Regions from separate parts of the Mus musculus genome. Here region 2 is linked to region 1. The links are chromatin contacts, found by Hi-C or POLR2A ChIA-PET in ENCODE. All regions are on one chromosome and are shown on one strand. The core of a region is the stretch at or near the end of the contact, and the rest is flanking DNA. Distances in the headings are between cores, read along the strand shown. Region 1 overlaps Zdhhc19 (zinc finger, DHHC domain containing 19). Region 2 has its middle 55 kb from the start of Zdhhc19.

Region 1 (5,738 bases), core at 1,311-3,810:
AGATGAGACTCTCCCCAGTGCACACAGAGCCAGGACCACCTGAACTTCCTTCCGCCTCTGAGTCTGAATCCTTGTGGTCCACTTGGGACCTACCCATCCTCATTAAATATTAATTGTTGATTTCTGATAAGGGTGTCTGGCCTGTTGAAGGGTCGTGAAGACAGATTTCTGGGCATGAGTGAGCCAGGTTCCCGGAGACCCAAATTCAGGGTTTATCACTGCTTGGTTCCATGATCTTGGGCAGGACACTAAAGGTTCTCTTATGATGGACCAACAGTATTAACTGCAGTCTTCCTGGGAGGCAAAGGCAGGCGGATTTCTGAGTTCGAGGCTAGTCTGGTCTACAGAGTGAGTTCAAGGATAGCCTGGGCTATACAGAGGAACCCTGTCTCCAAAACAAAAACAAAAACAAAAAACCCCTGCAGTCTCTCTGATAAGGGCTGGTGATGATGCGAAGGAAAACCACCAGTCATGGCTGCACTGGGTATCCACCTTGCAGTGCCTCTATCTGGCTGAAGAGGGCGCCAACTGCCCGGGGAACGTGCAAGACGCACTTGACCTTTTGCACTGTGGCACGGGGACCCTGTTGGGTTGGAAGGCCATCAGGCTAGGTGTGGGTACCCTTCCAGTGGCCACTCTAAGAGAACTGGATAAACGAGGGATGCTCAGCCTCATGCTAAGCCTGCATCTATCCTGCATCCTCATCTCATTTTTTACGTACCCCCATACTCCAACCTGTCCCTGGTATGACCCAAGGTCCCGTGTGTCTTTAGATTCCTGGGGGTGCCCGGAGGAGCACATTAAGCTCTGACTTTATTAGTGGCCACGGTGTGTGGCCTTTGTAGTACAGTCATCTCTCCAACTCTTTATAAAGCCAAGCCACAAGTCAGCTTTATTCCCTTATCAGCCCCGTTCCCAGCCCCCAGGCCCCAGCCCACTCACTGTCCCTAGAGGCCCAGGCCCATTCCTGTCAAATCTGTCAAACTCATCTGCTCTGCTTCTGACCCTCTGGGTTACTGGCTAGCTCATTTTTTCAACACCAAGAGCTTCTTGAGAGAGGGCTTGGGGGCTTTTCTCTACTTTTACCCTTGCTCGACTTTTCTAGGTGGAGTTTTGGATATGCGTCTTTGACGTACGAAAAGTTAGCCCAGGCCAGGTGTGGTGTCACATGACTTTAATCCCAGCACTCAGGAGGCAGAGGCAGGGAGTTTGAGTCCAGCCTGATCTACAAAGTGAGTTCCAGGACAGCCAGGACTATATCGACCCTGTCTTAAAAAAAATACAAAAAGTCTCAACCCAGCTTGGCCCTTCTAGAAGATTCTGGGGAGCACATTCTGGGTTATTATGGGAGCACATTTAACTGTGGGGCTAAAATAGCTCTGTGTTACATGGCAGCGAGGACAGGATTGGTATTTTTGAACCACTAAGTGTGTCTACCTCTGGGTGTGACTCTCCAGGTGTGTGCAGAAGGGAACATCCCAGCTTCAGGAAAAGGGCAGTCAGGGGACTTCCTCTTCCCCCAAAGGAGAGCTCCCCAGGTAGCCTGGGCCTGGGTCAGAGAAATAGAGGGGTCCAGGAGCCTGGGCCAAGACTTGGATTAAATCCTGCAACTTCCTGGCTCTGAAGGGGTACCTGGCCCACTTGGAGGCTTTAGGGAGGCTGGCTGTCTTCAGCCCCACGTGGCCTGGGATTGTACTTATTGGCTCCTAGGCTCCAGGTTTGCAGGGAACTCACCCAGCCTCAGGCAAGGGGCCTTCAGAGGCTCAAGCATGTTGTTATCTTCCCTGACTCCTTAAGGCCTCAGTTACCCAGCAGGACAAGGTTGTAATTTTCTTCTGATTCTCAAGAGGCTCTGAGTTCTTCAAAGGCAATCGCTCCTGCTCTGGGGTAAAGATTCTAGGTTTCTTTGTTCTTCCCAATTGAGAATTTCTACAGCTCTAGGAGGGGCCTAGCCCACCCCTTCTCCGAGGGCCCTTTGTCCTTCCCTAGATCTCAGGCGAGGCTGGCAGGGCTTCAGTTGCTCTGCTCCCACTTTCTCCTCTGCCCCTTTTTGCAGAACCTACCTTTGCTTCTCAGACTTACCCCGCCCAGTCTTTGGCTGACAGATAAGGTGAGAGCTGTTATCAGAGCCCCAGGAGGGGGCCTGCTGTCCGCATGCCCAGCATGCCCTGCCTCCCTCAGAGGAAGGGTCAAAGCCAAGAAGGACCATGTGCCAACTTGGAGCCGGAGCCCCTCTGTGGGATCCCAGCCAGCTAGGTCCTAGAGCCAAAATTATCTCGAGTCATCCACACAGCCTTCTGGGAGGTAGGGACTTACAGGGCAGGACAAGTCTTGAGTGACTGACTAACCAGACCTGCTGCCAACTAGTATGTTTGACAGAAGTCACTTGGCTCAGCCCAGCAGTCCCCACAGAGTCATTTACCTCACAAAGAGTCACAGGCTTTGACTTTGAGGGTGAGGGTCAAAGACAAGCTACCACCATCAGTTTCAGACAGGGTTTGGGGGCTACTGGGGGAAGTGGCTGGCTAAGATAACCTCCTGGCAGAAATGGCAGGCAGCCTGGTGGCTTTCTGGTTTCTACTCTCAGCTGCCCCAGCAGGGGAGCCAGCGCAGTAGCTGCAGAGCTCAGCTCTCTTACCCTAGGCTCAGATAAGCCAATGCCTCAGCAGTCAGGGAGCTGATAAGGAGGCTGCAGAAGCCCTCTGCATCCTGGGCCTCCCGATAATGGTCCCTACTGCCTCTGGCTCACCCGCCCTGCTCTGCCTTAACCACTCCACCCAAGGGGGGCCCTGCAGTGGCTGAGGGTGGGGCAGGGCAAGAATGATGGGGCAGAGGAGACTACTACAGAGCCCGTCAGGGCCAGGCTCCTCACACTTCATAGGGCACAGGTTCCTCACACCTCAGATGCATGGGTATGGGTCCTTGCTAGTCACCTCATGGGCACCTGGGTCTAGTGTCAGGCCCCTAAGAGACCTTATCTGGGGATTGTGTGTCTTTAGTTCTTAGCAAACAGATGCAGCCTGGGGATGAAGCCCTATTCCTGGTGACAAACCTTTACTAACCCCCATTGGGTCCAGCCTATGCGAAGTTATTTATAATATTTCCTTTCATCTTCACACCAACCCTGCTAAGTTGCTATTCTTGGTTTAGAGACGAGGAGGAAAACAACATTCAACAAAGCAGTGACTTCCCCTGGCCATGCTAAGTGGGAAAGCCAACCCCCTCCAGGCCCTTTCCCATGACACGGTCTTTAGCGTGAAGACTACGGGCTTCTCTAGGAAGCAAGGTGAGCGGTCACAAGTCACAGCACTGTCACAGGCATTGACCAGGCAGAGTCAGACTCCAGCACTGGCCAGAGGCTGCTTAGTCAATGGTAGGCATCACTGAGGGTGACCCAAGGGCTGCATGAGGCCGGGCTGCATTGTGTGGCCTGCTTAGGACTTCATAATGCTAGTCACTGTAATGGCAGAGTCCGCTGCTGCCCCGTTTAGAGTCGGATCCTTTGGGGCCGAGCAGTGATGGGGGAAAGGTGCTGTTTCAAGGGGAAGTTTGTTTTACAGAAAATCAACCGGTGGGGTGTCTCCCAGCCAAAGGAGTGTGTGTAGACTCGGTTGTAAAAGCTGGGACTCCCCTGCCGAGCAGTATCGTGGCCTTGGGGCCATGGCTGTGCACTTCAGTTAAGCAATCAGCTTCAGCTTGTGTTCATGACACCTCAGGCTGAAGGAAGTCAAACACCACTTGTTATTCCTGGCTCCTGTTTCTCTGTGCCCCGGCCTCCATCTTCAGCCTCACCTCCTCTCACCTCTCCGCTCTCCTCTCTACTCCCTCTCCCTTCCTTTTCTTTCCTCTTCCTTCCGTCCTCTTTCCTGTCCCATTCTTCCACAAGCTGCTCTTCAGTTCTCCATCCCTTTGACTACTCCCACCCTCACCCCCACCCCGCCCCGCCCCGCCCCGCCCCTGCTTTTCCTGGATGAAAACTTCCAGGAACTCAAAGTCAATGAAGGACTTTCAAGTAAGAAGGTATAATTGTGATTCGTGGAAGCTGTAGGATCTGGTGCAGCACAGGAGGGCTGAAGGCAGACTCTGTACAGGGAGCCTTTGTCTGCTTCTTTCTGCCTGGGGGGAGGGGGGGGCTTCTGCAGGCCAGCCGTTGCTAACTGCTTTCTGACTGGGGCAGTTTTATTTTGCTATGGGAATGAGAGATTCCAAATTGGTGAGGGTGGGGACCCTATGGGCCATCTAACCACCTCCCTTGTTCCTCAGGGAGAAGGAAACAGAGGATGAGGGCTTCAGGGAGGGTTTCCCTTGGAGTCGGTACAGCTCAGGAAAGGCTAGCCTTGGCAGTCTCCAGGTGTCGTCTGCCTTGTGCCCTTTTCCATGCCCTGTGCTAAGAAAGCTGGACCAGGTCTTGGCCTGTAAACCAGGAAGGGCCTAAGGACTTAGCTGCTTGACCTCAGCCAGCAGGATCCCAATGCTGACCTCAGGAGCTATACTCACGGTGCTGTTCTGTGTGCCAGGCACTGGGTTAAAGACTTTGCTTGCATTAGCTCATTTAATCCTCAAGCCAGCACATGAGGCACTGCTAGTACCTTTGTGGATGTGGCTCTGACAGTCCCCAGACCTGCAGGACTCCTCCTGGCCTGGCCTGGGATTCCTCCTTAAATGTTTAACTGTTGGAGCTCAAACCAAGATTTCCATGTATTCAGGGCAAGCACCCATCACTAAGGTACCATTTAAAAATTTGAGACCAGGTCTCATCAGAGTTACTCAGGCTGGACTTGAACTCTTTCCAAAGCCCAGCTGGGCAGTGAACCTGTGACCCTCCTGCTAGAGCCTGCAGGCAGATGGACTCAGGCTTATGCCTCCAGGTCTCTCACACCTAGGACTCTGGCTCAGTGAACACGATTCTGGCCTGACCTCGATGCCTCAGTGGCCCATTAGGATCCCTTGCCTGAACTCGAGTCATGCTAGAACTCAGCCATCCCTAGCAGCAATGGAGATCAGGAGCTCAAAGAAGGGCACTGACTCTGGGCAGAGAAAACTGCACTGGGAACATCCGCAAACCATTAGTTTCTAGATCTTTCTTCACAAGCCTTGGGCAAAAATGGAGAGATGCCTTCCTGCTGGCCCCTTCCTGGCCAGTGCAGCAAGATGCTATGCAAACAGCAAGGGCGGGTCTCCGGAGATGCTGTGCAGGAGTGGAGCGGGCCTCTGAAGATGCTGGGTGGAGCAGGTTCTCTGCTTCCTACAGCGTGTCCTGAACATATCCCAGCCTCTCAAAGTCACCCTTCCTTGCCTGCTAACAGGCAAGTGGAGCCAATGTCTGGTCTTGAATTCAGTGTTGGATGAGTCTCTACAAGGTGTAGACTGTCTGACAGGAATGAAGGTGGGATGGTTGCCAAGGTGACAGTGGTACAATCTTAGTCTACTTAGTCTAGTGTCCTCGCCCTGTGAAGGATCCTTCCACCCCACCTCAATGAGCTCACAGTTTCACACGGGATATACAAAGGTACTGTCCTTTTCACCATTTGTATTGACATTATAGACAGGTTCTAGCCTTGAAACTTGCTCTTTAGCCCAGACAGATCTTGAATTTACAATCCTCCTGTCTCAGCCTCTCAAGTAGGTAGGATTAAAGATCTGGGCCACTAGGCCAGGTTCCTATTCTCTTATGTTTTCTTCTGTCTCTGTCTCTCTCTCTGTCTCTCTCTCTGTCTCTCTCTCTGTCTCTCTCTCTC
Region 2 (5,738 bases), core at 1,918-4,417, 42 kb after region 1:
CATTAAGAAATGACTAGTCAGCCAGGTGGTAGCACACACCTTTGGTTCAAGCACCTGGTAGGCACAGGCAGGCAGATCTCTTGAGTTTGAGGCCAGCCTGATCTACATAATGAGCTCCAGGATAGCCAAGACTACACAGAGAAACACTGTCTCAGGGGAAAAGGGAAACTAATAAATGACTAGTCAGAGCTAAAACTAAAATCCTAATACCTCTACCCTGATGATTTGCATACACAATTTAATTATTTATTTTTAGATTTTGAAACTTTTTAATACTTTTTAAAAAAAGATTTATTTATTTTAGGTAAGTACACTTTAGCTGTCTTCAGACACACCAGAAGAGGGCATCAGATCTCATTATAGATGGTTGTGAACCACCATGTGGTTGCTGGGAATTGAACTTAGGACCTCTGGAAGAGCAGTCAGTGCTCTTAACTGCTGAGCCATCTCTCCAGCCCGGAACTTTTTTTTAAAGATTTATTTATTTCATTTATATGAGTACACTGTTGCTTGTCTTCAGACACCAGAAGAGGGCATCAGATCCCACTACAGATGGTTGTGAGCCACCATGTGGTTCCTGTGAGTTGAACTCAGGAGCTCTGGAAGAGCAAGCAGCCAGTGCTCTTAACCACTGAGCCACCTCTCCAGCCCAGACTTTTGACACTTTTATATGAATTAGTATTTTGCCTACCTGTGTGTACAGGAACTGCCTGCAAACCTTGTGCTCTCAGCGGCCAGAAGAGGGGGTTGGATCCCTGGAATGGAAGTAACAGGCGTTTGTGAGCTACAATGTGGGTGCTGGGAATCAAACCCAGGTCCTCTGCGAGAATAGTGAGTACTCTAAACCACTGAGCCATCCTTCAGCCCTGTGCGCGTATTTCCAAAGTTCAAAGTGTCTTCTAGGAGACAAGATGACAGACAGCAGTTCCTTCTTTCTACATCAGTTTCTCTTCTGTTGACTAGAGTAGCTAAAATGAGTATAAGTAATTTCCACCTGTATCCAGGACTCGGGAGCTGGCTCAGGAGTTAAGGGCTACTCCTGCTCAGCCATGTATGGTGCCACACACCCTGATCCCAGCACTTGGGAGGCAGGGGCGGGTGGATCTCCGTGAGTTCCAGGCCAGCCAGGGGGGCCACGTGGTGAGAGCCTGTCTCAAAACAATTACTAAGGAATCAGAAACACTGATCATGGGATCTGTGAGCTGAACATCATCAGTGATCCTGAAATACACCCCTGTCACACTCTAAGATAAAACTTCAGATTACGTAGGCTAATTGCGACAAAATGAGCTCGCTGGGCCAGGTGATGGACTGAGCACGAGGGAGGCCGCTGCACCTGCAGGCCCTGGAGGCCCCTGCCTGGGAGGCTTCACCACCGGACAGTGTGTGAAAGAGCAGAACTTTATAAACACGGATCCCAAACAGCCATCCCTGGCCTGGTGGCGTCTTAGCCATTTAGGTTCGGTTTTCTCACATCCTCCCCCAAATTATCCCCAATCTTTTTGTTGTTTTATTCAAGGACTTGTGCTTTAACAGCGAATTCAAGAGATTGAGTCAAGCTTTCTATAGACATTCCATTAAGTATCCCTAACTGGTAAGATTTTAAAAGTACACATGCAGTTGCCTTTTTGTTTTGATTTGTTTCATTGGGTTGGGTTTTTTTTTTCTTTTTCTTTTCTTTTTCTTCGAGACAGGGTTTGTGTATTTAACAGTCCTGACTGTCTTGAAACTCTTTGCTTTGTAGACCAAGCTGGCCTCAAACTGACAGAGATCCTCCTGCCTCTGCCTCCCAAGAGGTATTACTGCCCAACTGTTGTTGTTGTTGTTGTTGAGACAGGGTCTCTTTGTTATGTATGAGAGTCTGCCTGTTCTAGACCTCTCTATGTAGCCCTGGTTGCCCTGGAACTGGCAGACATCCACTTGCCTCTGCCTCTCCAGTGTTGAGATTAAAAAAATTTTTTTAAAGAAGTCAGGAAGTGGGTAGAAACTTGAGCAATATAGGAAGTATACCTCACACCATTCCGTTTCTCTCCTGCAGTCAGGGGCCCTGAACCCCTGCTCAGCCCTCCCTGCCCAGACCCAGGAGGAACTGGGAGAGAGGTCAGCACCGCGCAGTCAGTCACACAGCCCTGGTACCTGGTGATGAAGAGCAGCCAGGCCAACGGGCCCTTTCTTATCCTACTTCCCAACCAGGTATGCTCCTCTGCTATGCTGGGTTCTGTCTTGGAGTTTTCTGTGCAACAGAGCACACTCCTTAACCTCTCTGGTCTCCTATTCAATCTTAGGTGACAAGGTTGGGGTCTAACAGTGCTGAGGGTAGCGGAGCCGTCACCTTTATTGATTTGCTTTCCCCATCCACCCACTCCTTTCTCCCTTCTCTCCTGTAGCTCAGGCTGATCTTGAACTCTGATCTTACTTCAGCTTTGCAAGTACTGGAATTTCAGGCACGCCCCCTCTCTGCCCCTCACGGGACTCTGTGTTTCTCAAATTGGCCTTGAGCTCTCTCTTATCCTCCTACCTCAGTCTTCTGAAGGATGGAATTGCAAGCATTTGCCACCATGCCTAGTCGTGGCCACATTTATTTCTTTTATTTTTCTTTTCTTTTCTTTTCTTTTCTTTCCTTTCCTTTTCTTTTCTTTCCTTCTTTCTTTCTTTCTTTCTTTCTTTCTTTCTTTCTTTCTTTCTTTCTTTCTTTCTTTCTAAGACAGGGTTCCTCTGGGTAGCCCTGGCTGCCTTGGAACTCTGTACGTAAATCAGGCTGCCCTCAAACTCAGAGATCAGCCTGCTTCTGCCTCTGGAGTGCTGGGATGAAAAACAGATGCCACTATACCCAGTTAAAGAGTTATTTGTTTATGTATTTTACATATATGAGTGCTTCGTCTACATGTTTGTCTGCACACACCAGAAGAGGATATCGTATCCCATTATAGATAGATGGATGGTTGCCACCTGCTGTGTGGGTGCTGGGAATTGAACACTGGGCTGGGATTTGAACAGTGTTCTGGAAGAACAGCAATGTTCTTAACTGCTGAGCCATCTTTCAGCCTCTCCTTTTTGTCATTCTTTCATTTTTCTTTTTATTCCAAGAAGAGTGTCATGGCTCGTTGCTAGGGTCATAGGCATGTGCCACCATGCCCAGCCTAGCCCAGCCCAGCCTCTCTTTCACAGCAGTACAAACCTGCTAAGCTGTCTCTGTGTGCCAAGTTCTATGCTATCTCTGAGGAGAGGCACAATACAACACAGCCCTTTGGCAGTTAATCCAGAAACTCACAACTGGGTCAAAGTGCAGAGAGTGAATGTCAGTCAGTGGAGTGCCCAGCCACAGCAAGGACATCTGCACTGTACCCCGCCCCCCCCCCATGGCTCTGAGTCCATAGAAGAAGAGGGGGGAGGAAGATTGTAAGTACTTAAGAGAGAACCAGACTGAACTAGTGCTCTCTGGACACGGCTAAACACTGCACTCTTGAACTCATAGTAGCTATGGCAACCCAGTCCACATTCCAACACAGACAGGAAGAAGCTTACGAACTGAGCCCCTACCCCTAGCTGAAGACCAAATGACAGTTAATGGCTTTTAGGCAGGGAGGCTCAGTTTCCTTTAAGACTGTGGCCCTGGTATGTCTGTTTCAGTGGCTAGCCTTATACCTGTGAGTATATGAACAACACAAAGTAGACTTGGTGGGTAAATTTTTGATATTTATATATGTGTGTGTATACACGTGTTTATGTGCATACGCATATGTGTATGTGTATATATGTGCATATTTGTGTATATATGTATGTGTATATGTGCATATGTATATAATATGTATATGCATGTGTGTATATATGTATAAATGTGTATATATGTGTGTATATGTATATATGTGCATATGCACGTGTGTATATATGTATAAATGTATATGTGCATGTGTGTACATGTGCATATGGGTATATGTATATATATATGTGTGTGTGTATATATGTATATACATATATCTGTATGTATGTATATACATATATGTGTATATATGTATATGTAGGTGTATATGTATATGTGTATATGTTTATATATGTATATATGTGTATATGTACATGTGCATATATATATGTATATAATGTACATTTCTATATATGGGTATATATGTGTATATGTATACATGTATATATATGTGCATATATGTGTATGCATATGTATATGTGTATATATGTGTGTTTACATTTGTATATGTGTGTATATGTATATGCATATGTATATGTGTGTATTTATATATGATTTTGAAGAAATTACTTGTCAAGCAAAGGGGAGAGATACATACATCAACAGAGACATGTAATGTGAGGCATGTTCTGCAGGACATATTGGCCCTGCTATTTGAAGCATTTCTCCACGTTTATTCACTCCTATTGACTGTTGCTGCTTTATACAGTAAATCTCTGTGTCTTTGTTTTTATAAGTTCCTCAAGACTGAGCAGTTTTCCTGCCCTGTTCTGTATTTCCCAAGGCTTTGCAGCAAGTGTGTGCTTCCTGCTGTCTGAGCTGTCTGAACGTGCAACAGTGTGGAGAAGAGTTCAGAGGGAGGAGAGAGAAGTCTCACCTGCGACACTTTGAAAAAGATGACATGGCAATGCTCTTTTATTGGCAAGAGGTTGTGAAAACATTAAAAGTTCTTCAGCCTAGGAAGAGAGGGGAGCAAGGTGATGGAGCTGCCATTTACAGTCAGAGGTCCTGACTGCATTCCTGACCCCTCACAGGAACCAGAACGGAGGCCCCAAGGCCCTCTGGATGGAGCTTCACAGCTTCAGATCCTGAGCGTCACAAGACACAAGACAGGAATGGGACTAATAGGATTAGAAACATAATTTATTTTCAGGATAGGAGGTCTGATTTAGACGTATCACACTGGGGCAGAGATCAACATAGCACTCCAGTTTCTGAGCAACTACCAGACCTTCTTTGCCCTGGGAAGTCTGTCCATACTGAGAAGGAAGGATGGCAGGACCTGGGGACTCTTGCCACTCCCCACCTAGGGAGCCCTTCCTCATGCTAAGCCTAGCTTCCTGCCATAATACTTACTGTAGTGGTTTGAATATGCTTGACCCATGGAGTGGCACTATTAGGAGATGTGGCCTTGTTGGAGTAGGTATGTCACTACGGGAGTGGACTTTAAGGCCCTCTTTCTAGCTGCCTGGAAGTCAGTCTTCTGTTTGCCTTCAGAACAAGATGTAGAACTCTGAGCTCCTCATGCAATGCACCATGCCTGCCTGGGCACTGCCATGCCCGCCTTGATGATAATGGACTGAACCTCCGAACCTGTAAGCCAGCCCCAGTTAAATGTTGTCCTTATAAGAGTTGCCTTGGGGCTGGTGAGATGGCTCAACAGGTAAAAGCACCGACTGCTCTTCTGAAGGTCATGAGTTCAAATCCCAGCAACCATATGGTGGCTCACAACCACCCGTAACAAGATCTGACGCCCTCTTCTTGTGTGTATTTACATATAATAAATAAATAAATCTTTAAAAAAAAACTATTTAAAAAAAAATAAGAGTTGCCTTGGTCATGGTCTCTGTTCACAGCAGTAAAACCCTAACTAAGATGCCTACCATAGAATAATTGTGTGGTTTTCCTTTCACTACAGAACACTAGAAAGGTAGGAAAATGCAGCTAGATGTCTTTAATTCTAGAACTCTGCGGGCAGGGGCAGGCAGATCTCTGTGAGTTCAAGGCAGCCTGGTCTACACGGTGAGTTCTAAGACAG

What was found. Hi-C counts contacts between places; a loop is a spot of excess contacts on that map. ChIA-PET counts read pairs that join two places held with the same protein, here RNA polymerase II (POLR2A).
Region 2: a loop to region 1 is called in a map of heart, with 2.4 times the contacts of the local background. The contact joins two enhancer-like sites. A Hi-C loop is called at or near these places in 1 of 37 maps with a recorded cell type or tissue (heart). POLR2A ChIA-PET finds 5 or more read pairs at or near these places in 3 of 5 experiments (all embryonic stem cell).

Annotation. Positions count from the first base shown.
Region 1 is chr16:32,507,088-32,512,825 of GRCm38, forward strand. It overlaps Zdhhc19 (zinc finger, DHHC domain containing 19), which reads left to right. Exons shown (of 9, transcript NM_199309.2): 9 at 1-127. The coding sequence ends at 2. Among named protein-coding and RNA genes, the nearest start is that of Zdhhc19, 14 kb to the left of the region's middle. Within about 2 kb of position 2,561, at least 2 of the 3 ENCODE cell types and tissues checked have a DNase peak (open chromatin) inside an H3K27ac peak, as active enhancers do; they include heart, where a contact is called at or near this core.
Region 2 is chr16:32,548,229-32,553,966 of GRCm38, forward strand. No RefSeq gene overlaps it. Among named protein-coding and RNA genes, the nearest start is that of Zdhhc19, 55 kb to the left of the region's middle. Within about 2 kb of position 3,168, at least 1 of the 3 ENCODE cell types and tissues checked has a DNase peak (open chromatin) inside an H3K27ac peak, as active enhancers do; it is heart, where a contact is called at or near this core.